Regions from separate parts of the Mus musculus genome. Here region 1 is linked to region 2. The links are chromatin contacts, found by POLR2A ChIA-PET in ENCODE. All regions are on one chromosome and are shown on one strand. Each heading gives the region's core, a stretch centred on a gene start or an enhancer-like site at or near the end of the contact. The rest is flanking DNA. Distances are from core to core; before and after follow the strand shown. Region 1 holds the start of Spryd3 (SPRY domain containing 3). Region 2 holds the start of Sp1 (trans-acting transcription factor 1).

What was found. ChIA-PET counts read pairs that join two places held with the same protein, here RNA polymerase II (POLR2A).
Region 1: POLR2A ChIA-PET joins it to region 2 with 11 read pairs in embryonic stem cell. The contact joins the promoter of Spryd3 here to the promoter of Sp1 in region 2. POLR2A ChIA-PET finds 5 or more read pairs at or near these places in 3 of 5 experiments (Patski and embryonic stem cell).

What each region holds. Positions count from the first base shown.
Region 1 is chr15:102,134,934-102,139,270 of GRCm38, reverse strand. It overlaps Spryd3 (SPRY domain containing 3), which reads left to right and starts at 3,056. Exons shown (of 11, transcript NM_001033277.3): 1 at 3,056-3,135. The coding sequence starts at 3,113.
Region 2 is chr15:102,403,498-102,408,166 of GRCm38, reverse strand. It overlaps Sp1 (trans-acting transcription factor 1), which reads right to left and starts at 1,851. Exons shown (of 6, transcript NM_013672.2): 1 at 1,745-1,851; 2 at 235-395. The coding sequence starts at 1,751.

The DNA of each region.
Region 1 (4,337 bases), core at 1,807-4,306, 270 kb after region 2:
GCTGGATCACAAGGCTGGTTTATTACACACAGCTGAAGCAGAAGATTAATTGCCTAGCTATCTCAGTAGGGATCTCCGTTGAGGTAGTGAAAAATTTAAACAGGAGGATAGTGCACACCCTTAATTTCAGCTCTTGGGAGGGAAAGGCAGACAGATCTCTATGTGTTTGAAGTCATCCTGGTCTGCATAGTGAGTTCCAGGCAGCCAGAGCTACTCGGTAAGAACTAGTCTCGGTTTTTGTTTTGTTTTGTTTTTGTTGTTGTTTGTTTTTTTCCTGTGTTGGGAATTGAACCCAGAGCCTTGAGTTGGAGCTTGCTAAGTAAGAGCATTCTAGTAAGCTACAGCCCTAACTGCTATAATTAGCTTTTCTCTCTCTTTTTTTTTTTTTTTTTTTTTGTCATTGTGGGGAATGAACCTAAGACCTTGCCCATGTCTGGTAAGTACTCTACTAACTCAGTTACAGCCCTGGTCTTCCTGCCCAGCACTGTAGAGAAGTATCCAGTTAGAATCACATGGGACTCGTCTGAGGTCTAAACACATTGATGCACAGTTGGCTTTAATGAATGAGTGCTGGGTCTGGCGAGATGGTTCAGAGTTACCAAACCTGTGTTTAACCCCTGGGACCCACCTGGTGGAAGGAAAGAAGCAACTCCTGAAGCTGCTCTCTCATCTTTATCCACTTAGGCCATGTCAGGCATGCATTCTACCTCCAGTAAATAAAAAGTAAATACTTATCAAAACAGGTGCATGTCACCACACCTGACATTGCACAGTAAATAAACGAGGCACTGCATAAGAGTGAATCGTGATTAGGCTGTGTTTGCTCTAAGTTATTCTATATTGTGTAAAATGGTGGCTTTCAGGCTGTCTTGCCTTGTGTGACTCGTACAAGTAGTATCTGGCTCTACTTGGAGTGGGACTCTGCATATACATACCACTAGCACTACGTATGAATCCTAGACTGATAACTAAGAGTGAAAAGGTGGCCTGGAGAGATGGCTCAGCGGGTAAAGACATTGACTGTTCTTCCTAGAGGACCCAGATTCAAGTCCCATGAATCCATAGGGCAGCTCACTGTCTGTAACTCACACAGATGGTGCATAGATTATATATATCAATATATGATCTATCTATCTATTTACCTATATACAAAACAGACACATACACACACACACACACATATATATGCAGGCGAAGCACTAAAGTAAATAGTTAATTTAAAAAGTGAAAGGTAGGGCTGGAGAGATGGCTCAGAGGTTAAGAGCACTAACTGCTCTTCCAGAGGTCTTGAGTTCAATTCCCAGCAACCACATAGTAGCTCACAACCATCTGTAATGAGATCTGGTGCCCTCTTCTGTATACATAATAAATAAATAAATCTTGTTTTTTAAAAGTGAAAGGTACCACTCTATAAATGGATCCAAATACAAACGATTGAGACTATACAGTCAGTGGGCGTGTTAAAATCACTTAAGTGTCATCAGGTTCAAGAAAAACGGCGGGAAGTGATGGTGCACGCCTTTAATCCCAGCAGTTGGGAGGCAGAGGCAGGTGGGATTTCTGAGTTCAAGACCAGCCTGGTCTACAGAGTGAGTTCCAGGACAGCCAGTGCTACACAGAGAAACCCTGTCTTGAAAACAACAACAACAAAAAGAATGTATTAAACATAATCAGACCAAGAAACACCCTCAGTTGGACCCCATGAGGAAGGTGTCTAACACTCTGGGGACAGTGGTCCCTACCAACTACCTTGTGTGTGCCTCAAAGGACAACAGAGAAATGCTGACTGTTTCTGGGGCTTCAGCCCAACTGGGGTCCACAGCTGATGGAACCTACTCGCATTACGGGTTGCCCACGTATTCATCCATACCCAGTCTCACATTTTGCCTCTGAAGGTGTTCAGCCCTGTGACCTGCAGCTATGGCTGCATCCCAGGCTGGAACCTTCAGCAGCTCCCCAGCTAGGTTTGTTCTCTGGCTGCAGTGACTTTGCACTCTATCAGCTCTTGTCTCTAGTAAGGCCTCTGAACTCTTGAATTATGCTGTGGCTTCTTTAACCCTTTTCTAGCCATGTTGTTAACCTACATAAGTACACACAGGATATGTAATCTGTGACCCAAGAGTTAGTAATTAATATTAAAGTAAAAGTTCATGTGTTTGGTAAGGGCCCATTATCAATGTAAATCAGGTCTAATTGGCAAATTGCCGCCAATGAAGCTGACATCGCTTGCTGATGTATTTGATACTCAATAAATTTAGATGTGGAAAGACACAAATATGTTCGTTTATGTTTCTGACACAGGATGAGTCTTTCTGGAAAGAATATTCAGTCTTAAGAGCAAAACGTTGAAGTCGTCCAAGAATCCCAATTCCTTCCAAGGACAATCATACCCTTTATAGGAGGTGCATGATAAAGATTAGTATCCTTTCCGGTACATTCTGACCCGAGCTAACTTTTCCTACCAAGCCCAAGCCCAAAGAGCACCCGGGTTTCATCCCACTGTGCCTTTTGCATATGTTCTCTCCTGTTCTGGAACGCCTGTCCTGGAATGAACGAACGTGGTGCAAAGGGGTGCTCCGGAGAGAAGAAAGCATGTGGTGCCAGCCGAGTGCTGCCGCTGTGGAGATCAGCCTCTGGCTTCTCACGCGTAAAATAGGAGATAACATTAAAAAAAAATCCCCCCCCCCATGCCGTTAAGTGGCTCAAAAGGACATTCCAGAGAGGTTTTTAGCATCACTTCTGGCTCTGGGAACACGAAGCTCGCGCACGGGCACAGGGACCTACTCCGCCCCAAGGGAGCCGCCCCTTGACCGCCTCCCTGAGCTCCAGGCGTCCGAGGTGGCGTCCGGGCAGCCACGTCGCCTCCCCCACCCTCCCGACACCAGGGTTCCTCAGACGCCGCCGAGTGTTAGGTACCCAGCTCACCGGGCCGCGCTCCGCACCGCCTGTGCCCTGCGATTGGCTGCTGAGGGCGCCCATCTTCAAGAAGCGCTGCGGATTGGTCAGATTTAGCGGTGGGGGCGGGCCTGACGGAGCAGAGGAAGGGCGGGGACCCGGATGTGTGTGGTGGCGGCGGCCGAAGAGCTACAACGCGGAGCTGAGAGGCCTATGGATGAGGAGGACGCGGCGGCCCCGGTAGGCGGGGATCGGGGGCGGGGTCCCGGAGGCCTCGGTCTCTGCAGATCTCGAGGCGGGGGTCCTGGGCGACGGCTGCGGCCTCAGGGCGGGGCCAGGGGCTCCGGTCACGGGCGTTCCTCTCGCCGCGCACCCTCCCCATTGCAGCCAGGGCCTGTGACGACGGGGCGTAGCCTCATTGACAGGTTAAGGCCGGGTGGTCCCGGGTGTCACCTGAGAGACCCCGCGGTCCTGAGGCCGTGCCCGGACCCAGTGCGGCGGCAGCTGCTTGGTGCTGAGGCTGTCAGGTTCTCGAAGATCCGATGCCTTCAGATCTGGGGCTCCGGCATCTACCTGGGTTCGAGTCCTGGCCCAGGGCCCTGGGGGATCCCAGTGCTGCGCCGCAGGTGTCTGCTCTTGTGGGGCATGTGCTGGTCTGTAGCTCCTGCAGAAGAGCCCCAATGTGCACATTGGGATCGAACTCAGCTTAGCCCAGGATTGCTAAGCACCTACTGTGTGTAGGGCACAGTGCCAGGTGTTTGGGAGGCAGGAAGAAAATATTTCTTCATGGTTTTCCCGCTTTTGGATCTCTGGAAGATTTTATTCATTCATTCATTTACTGGCCTTGCTGGTTGTCTAAATACCGAGAGAGTCCCATGTTTTTCTCCGGTACTGCTGCTGCTTTAGGGGCTGCGGCCCTCTGAATTCTGTTACAACTTGGAGTTAAGATCTGCTAAGTTGTTTTTTCTTTTGTTTGAGACAGGGCCTCACTGTGTAGCCCTGTCTACCCTGGCACACACTATGTAGAGCAGGCTGTTGAAGAATTCAGAAATCCGTTTACCTCTGCGGACTAAAAAGGGCTGGGGTTCTGGCAGAAGAGAAGGCTCAGTGAATTGAACAGCATGGGCTTCAGGCAGGGTGGGGGTACACACTTTAATCCTAGCACCCAGGAGGCAGAGGCAGGCCAGAGTTCAAGGCTAGTAAGTTGCAGGACAGCCAGAGGTACACAGAGAAACCCTGTCTCAGAAAAACAAACAAACAAAAAATTCATACCGTTTCTTGTTTACAATTCCCTAGAAGTTTTTCATTACCCTTGAAATAAAATTTAAAAGTCCTGACTGTGGATAGACTCTTGCTTTACCCTGTTCTTTTTGTTTTTTTAGACAGGGTTTCTCTGTCTAAACCTTGCTGTCTTCTGAAATTTGCTTTGAGACCAGGCTGGC
Region 2 (4,669 bases), core at 602-3,101:
GGGGCAGTATTCAACAGACAAAACAGCAACAATGCAGGAATATAGAGCAAAAACCAGAAACAAAATGCTCACTTTCTGTATACTGTTCCAACTTTCGTATCTGGGGACCCTCTAGATCACCTATCTTTCTGAGTGTACTTCCCTACTGTATTTTTCTTCCCAGAATTTTTGGTTAAGGAAGTTTCTAAGAATATTTATACCCTTTCAACACATTCCCCATCCTTGATCACTCACCTGCCCTCCTCCGCCACCACTGCTGCTGCTACTGCCTGTGCTGCTGCTTCGAGTCTGAGAAAAGGCGGCACCGCCACCATTGCCGCTACCCCCATTATTGCCACCAACATCTTTTTCAATCTTCACCACAGCTGTCACTTCATCCATGGAGTGATCTTGGTCTAAAAATAATTACAAAAGAAATAAATTAAGTGTATGTGTGTGTGTAGGGGGGGGTGTGTTAAAAACAACATAAGATTTAAAATTAAGGATTTGACCGTCAGCAATGACTGACAGAACAGTTTTTAAAAAGATCTTAGCCAGATAGGTCTAAATATGGTGGTAAGCCTAAAATCCCAGAATTTGGAAGTGGAGGCAAAAGTTCAAAGAAATCCTCAGCTACATAGTAAATTGGGATGCCAAAGCCATAGACACATAGCTTAATGGTGCCCAAGACAGGCCACTATTTTCCTATGCACAAATTAACCCCAGAAATGACTCAAAAATTGCTTTGGAAGCTAGGCATGGTGACTCACACCTATAATCCCAAGACTTGGAAGGATGAGCCAGGTGGTTCACCAGTTCTAGGTCTTCCAGGCCTACAGAGTAAGAACTGATCCCAATACAAATAGCCCTTTTGAGAAAGGGAATTTGGAATTTCAGTGTCTCAGAAATAAAGAGTTGCTCCTTAGGGTTGATAGCACTCTTAATCCCAGCACTCAAGAGGAAGAGGCACCTAGACAGCTAAAAGTCTGAGGGCTGCAATAGTAACTTCGAGTTACTACGAATACCACATAGAACCTATCTCAAAAAAGAAAAAAAAAAAAAATGCATCCTGGAAGGAAAAGGAGACCCAACATGTGGGTGGATGGAAAGTGTGCTAAAATTAGGACTATAAGAGATGAAGAAAGATCTAGTGTAAACAATAACAGGAAGGGACTGAGAAAGAGTAAATCCTAAGAGAAGGTGAGGAAACATCTGAGAGGACAGGTAAGGGTCTAGGGATTAGAACCCAGGTTTGGGGCTGAGGAGGCGGTCCAAAGAAGGAAGGGGCGGTTTCGGGGATAGAGGCGTGGCAAGGGCGGGTCGGATGGGGGAAGGGAAATTTACGGGGGTGCGGGGGAGGGCCCGGGGCAGGCTGCGACCGGAGGGCGGGCGGACCGGGGAGGCGGTTGGCCCAGGCGGGGCCTGCACTGGTCGGGCCGCCCCCGCGGCGCCAGCCCCCGACGGGAGGAGCCTCAGGCGGCCGGCCGGGTAGTGGGGGGTAAGGCCCGTCCCTCGTGGCCGGGGCGGGCAGGGGGCGGGCGAGGCCACGCTGCCCCCTCCCCCGGGGCGGGTAGCCCATCCCCCTCCTCCTCCGAGGCCCCGCCACTGCCCCTTCTCCCTCCCTTCCCTCCGCCCCGGGCGGGACCAAGGCCGCCGCCGCCGCCTCCCGCCCGCCCCCCCTCACAGCGGGGACCGCCCGGTCGGTCCTCGCGCGCGCCCCCTCACTCCCCTCCCACCCCTAGGCTCGGAGTGGACTCATCCTTACCGCTCATGGTGGCAGCTGAGGGGCGAGCTCAAGGGGGTCCTGTACGGGGGGGTTGGGGGGGGCCGGGAAAAACGCGGACGCTGACGAGGCAAGCGAACCCGGACCGGACAGGGAGGGGGGGGTAAGGAGGAGGGAGCAGCGCACCACAAGCCCGGCCTAATCCCCGCCCCTTATCTACTGCCCCGCCCAATGAGGGAGGGTGAAAGGAGGGCCTTGCAGAGGAAAGGCGGGCTGCCTACCCAATGGTAGGACTCGCTCTCTCGCTGAGGCGTGTAAGAGCAAGTTGCGTACTTGGTTTCCGCCCAGAAAGGCCGCCCTCTCAGTTTTAGCAACCAATTAGAAACTCAGGAAGTGGTGGTGGGCGGGATGAGATGACGATGGACTTGCAGAGAAACCAGTCAACCTCCAGGCGGGCTCCGTGAGCGGTAGGGATAGGAAGAGCTTAAGTAAGAAAGACAGGACAACGACCAACCAGAATCCTGGGCATGCCTGGGCAAAGTCCGTGTAGGGGGAAGAGTAAGAAATAGGCCGGAATGGGATAGGAGCAAGCTTCCTAAACCAATCAGAATTCAGGCGGGCAGTTAAGAAAGTTCTGATTGGACGATAACTGAAAAGAGCCGGAACAGGACGCGTATTGACGTGAACGAACAGCCAATTACGCGCCGAGGAGAAGGTGGAGGCTGGAACTTGGAATGGGGAGAGGAGAACAGGCTTCCTCCTCCGATACTCAAGCCAATGAGGCAGCGAAGGCAGCATGGCACCGCCTCTAGCTTTGGCCAATGGTCGTTACAGGGCCGCCCATCCTGAGGAGGGAACCGGGCTGTGCCAAAAGGAGTTGGTCGCCATGTTGGCCCTCCTCGGGAGGCTTCCTTCCCTCGTTAGGGTGTGCGCTTGAGTGGAGCCCTCCACAAGTGTCAGAGTCGAGACGCGTGAGGGCGAGAGTGTCGCGTCGCCCGAGACTGTTCGGGTTGTCCCTTCCCCGCTCCTACACAGCACCCCTCGAATGTCACCCCTGCCGGGATGGGCGGGCGGCTCCCCCTGGCCGTGGGTGGAAGCCCTGCGGCGGCGGGCGGGACGACAGCTTGGTGACGGCACGCGAAAACCCAAGTCGACTGAGCTGACCAATATGGAAGTCTTTCGGGAAGATGTAGCAAGCGCCATTTTCTTAAGCTGCCCCAGACCTGCTAAACCAACTCAGCTTTCAGAGTAACGCACGCTGGGGAACTTCGTGAAGCCAAGCTCTCATAAACTACTTCCATTTTCCCTCTTAGTAGAAAGCACGCTAACCTAGTTACTTCCTTTTGCAATCACAAAGGTTAAAGATTTTGCCTTAGGCACCTCAATCTCTGGCCTCCATTTCGCCTTCTTTCTCCTCATTTAAACTTTGTCACTGACTGGTGTCACCACGTTTAGTACTTGGAACTAATACAGTTAATCACTTAATGTGTCCTACTTTACGGGCTGGATGCTCCTGTAAAAAAAGGGAAACACTTTAAAGATAGGAACCGAGGCTCTCTGCTCCTTTGGAGATGGCCTTGGAAATGTGAAGTGACAGCTGAGATACCTGGTTGTCCCAGTTAAATAGGCATTTAGCACTGATTATGACAAACTCAATGTAAGGCATGGTAGTACACACTTTTAGGACCCAACTCTGGAGGCAGAGGCAGGAGGATCTCTTCTAAGTTTGATGCCAACCTGATCTACATACTGAGTTTCAGGACAGCTAGGGCTGTGCAGACCAACAATGTTTCAAAACAACAACGAAAATTAAGACGTTAAGAAAAATATTCACCCGGGCAATGGAAAGCAGAGGCAGGCAGATTGGATTTCTGAGTTCGAGGCCAGCCTGGTCTACAAAGTGAGCGCCAGGACAGCCAGGGCTACACAGAGAAACCCTGTCTCGAAAAACCAAAAAAAAAAAAAAAGAAAGAAAGAAAGAAAGAAAGATATTCAGCATCAGAAATATTAAGTGGAGAAAAATTAATTTGAGAAGTAACATGCCCAAGATTACAAAGCTAATAAATAATAAGTTTTGTCCTAAAAAGTCCTATATAGCCTCATATGGTGACAATTCCTGTAATTCTGTACTTGGGAGGCTGAAGCAATCAGGTTTCGGAAACATGGAGGAAAACCTGAACTACCAAAATAAAGTCCTCTATGAAATCTTTTTTTTTTTTTCTTTCCCTTTTTCTTTTTTTTTGGGGGGGGGTGAGGGGGGGTGAGGGTGTGGCCAGGGTAAACAGTATTTCTCTGTGTAGCCCTGGCTATCTAGAAATCACTCTGTAGACCAAGCTGGCCTCAAATTCACAGAGATCTACTTGCTTCTGCCTCCTGAGTACTGGCTGAGATTAAAGGCATGGGCTATCACCATCTTTTTTTTTTTTTTTAACCTGGTCTTTCAAGAACAGGAAACAGGATCTTATTATGTAGCCCAGGCTAGCCTGGAACCAACAATCTCCCTGACTCCCTTCCAGCTTGGGGATTCCAAGTGTCCCCACGCCTCAGTAGGGAGGGGCTTTCTTTATTAGTATGGAATGGGATTGTGGAGTAGGCTTTCTTTTTTGCTCCAGTTGTTCAGCAGAAAGCACCTTTATGCATTCAGGGATTTGTGGCCTCTAAGTGTTTTATTTTTAAAGGTACCAGTGTTTTAAAAACACACTGCAACACCAACATCGTACTGGGTAGTGGCTGAAATTAGGACTTAATTGAAATCAAATTCAAAAGTACCCTGGACTACAAAGACTTTGAGTCCAAGTATACACATATGTGAATTAATATTTTTTTTGTTTTTTTGAGACAGGGTTTTTCTGTGTAGCACTGACTGTCCTGGAACTTACTCTGTAGATGAGGCTGGCCTTAAACTCACAGAAATCTGCTGGTGTCTGCCTCCTGTATGTTCTTTGGGTTTTTTTGTTTTATTTTGTT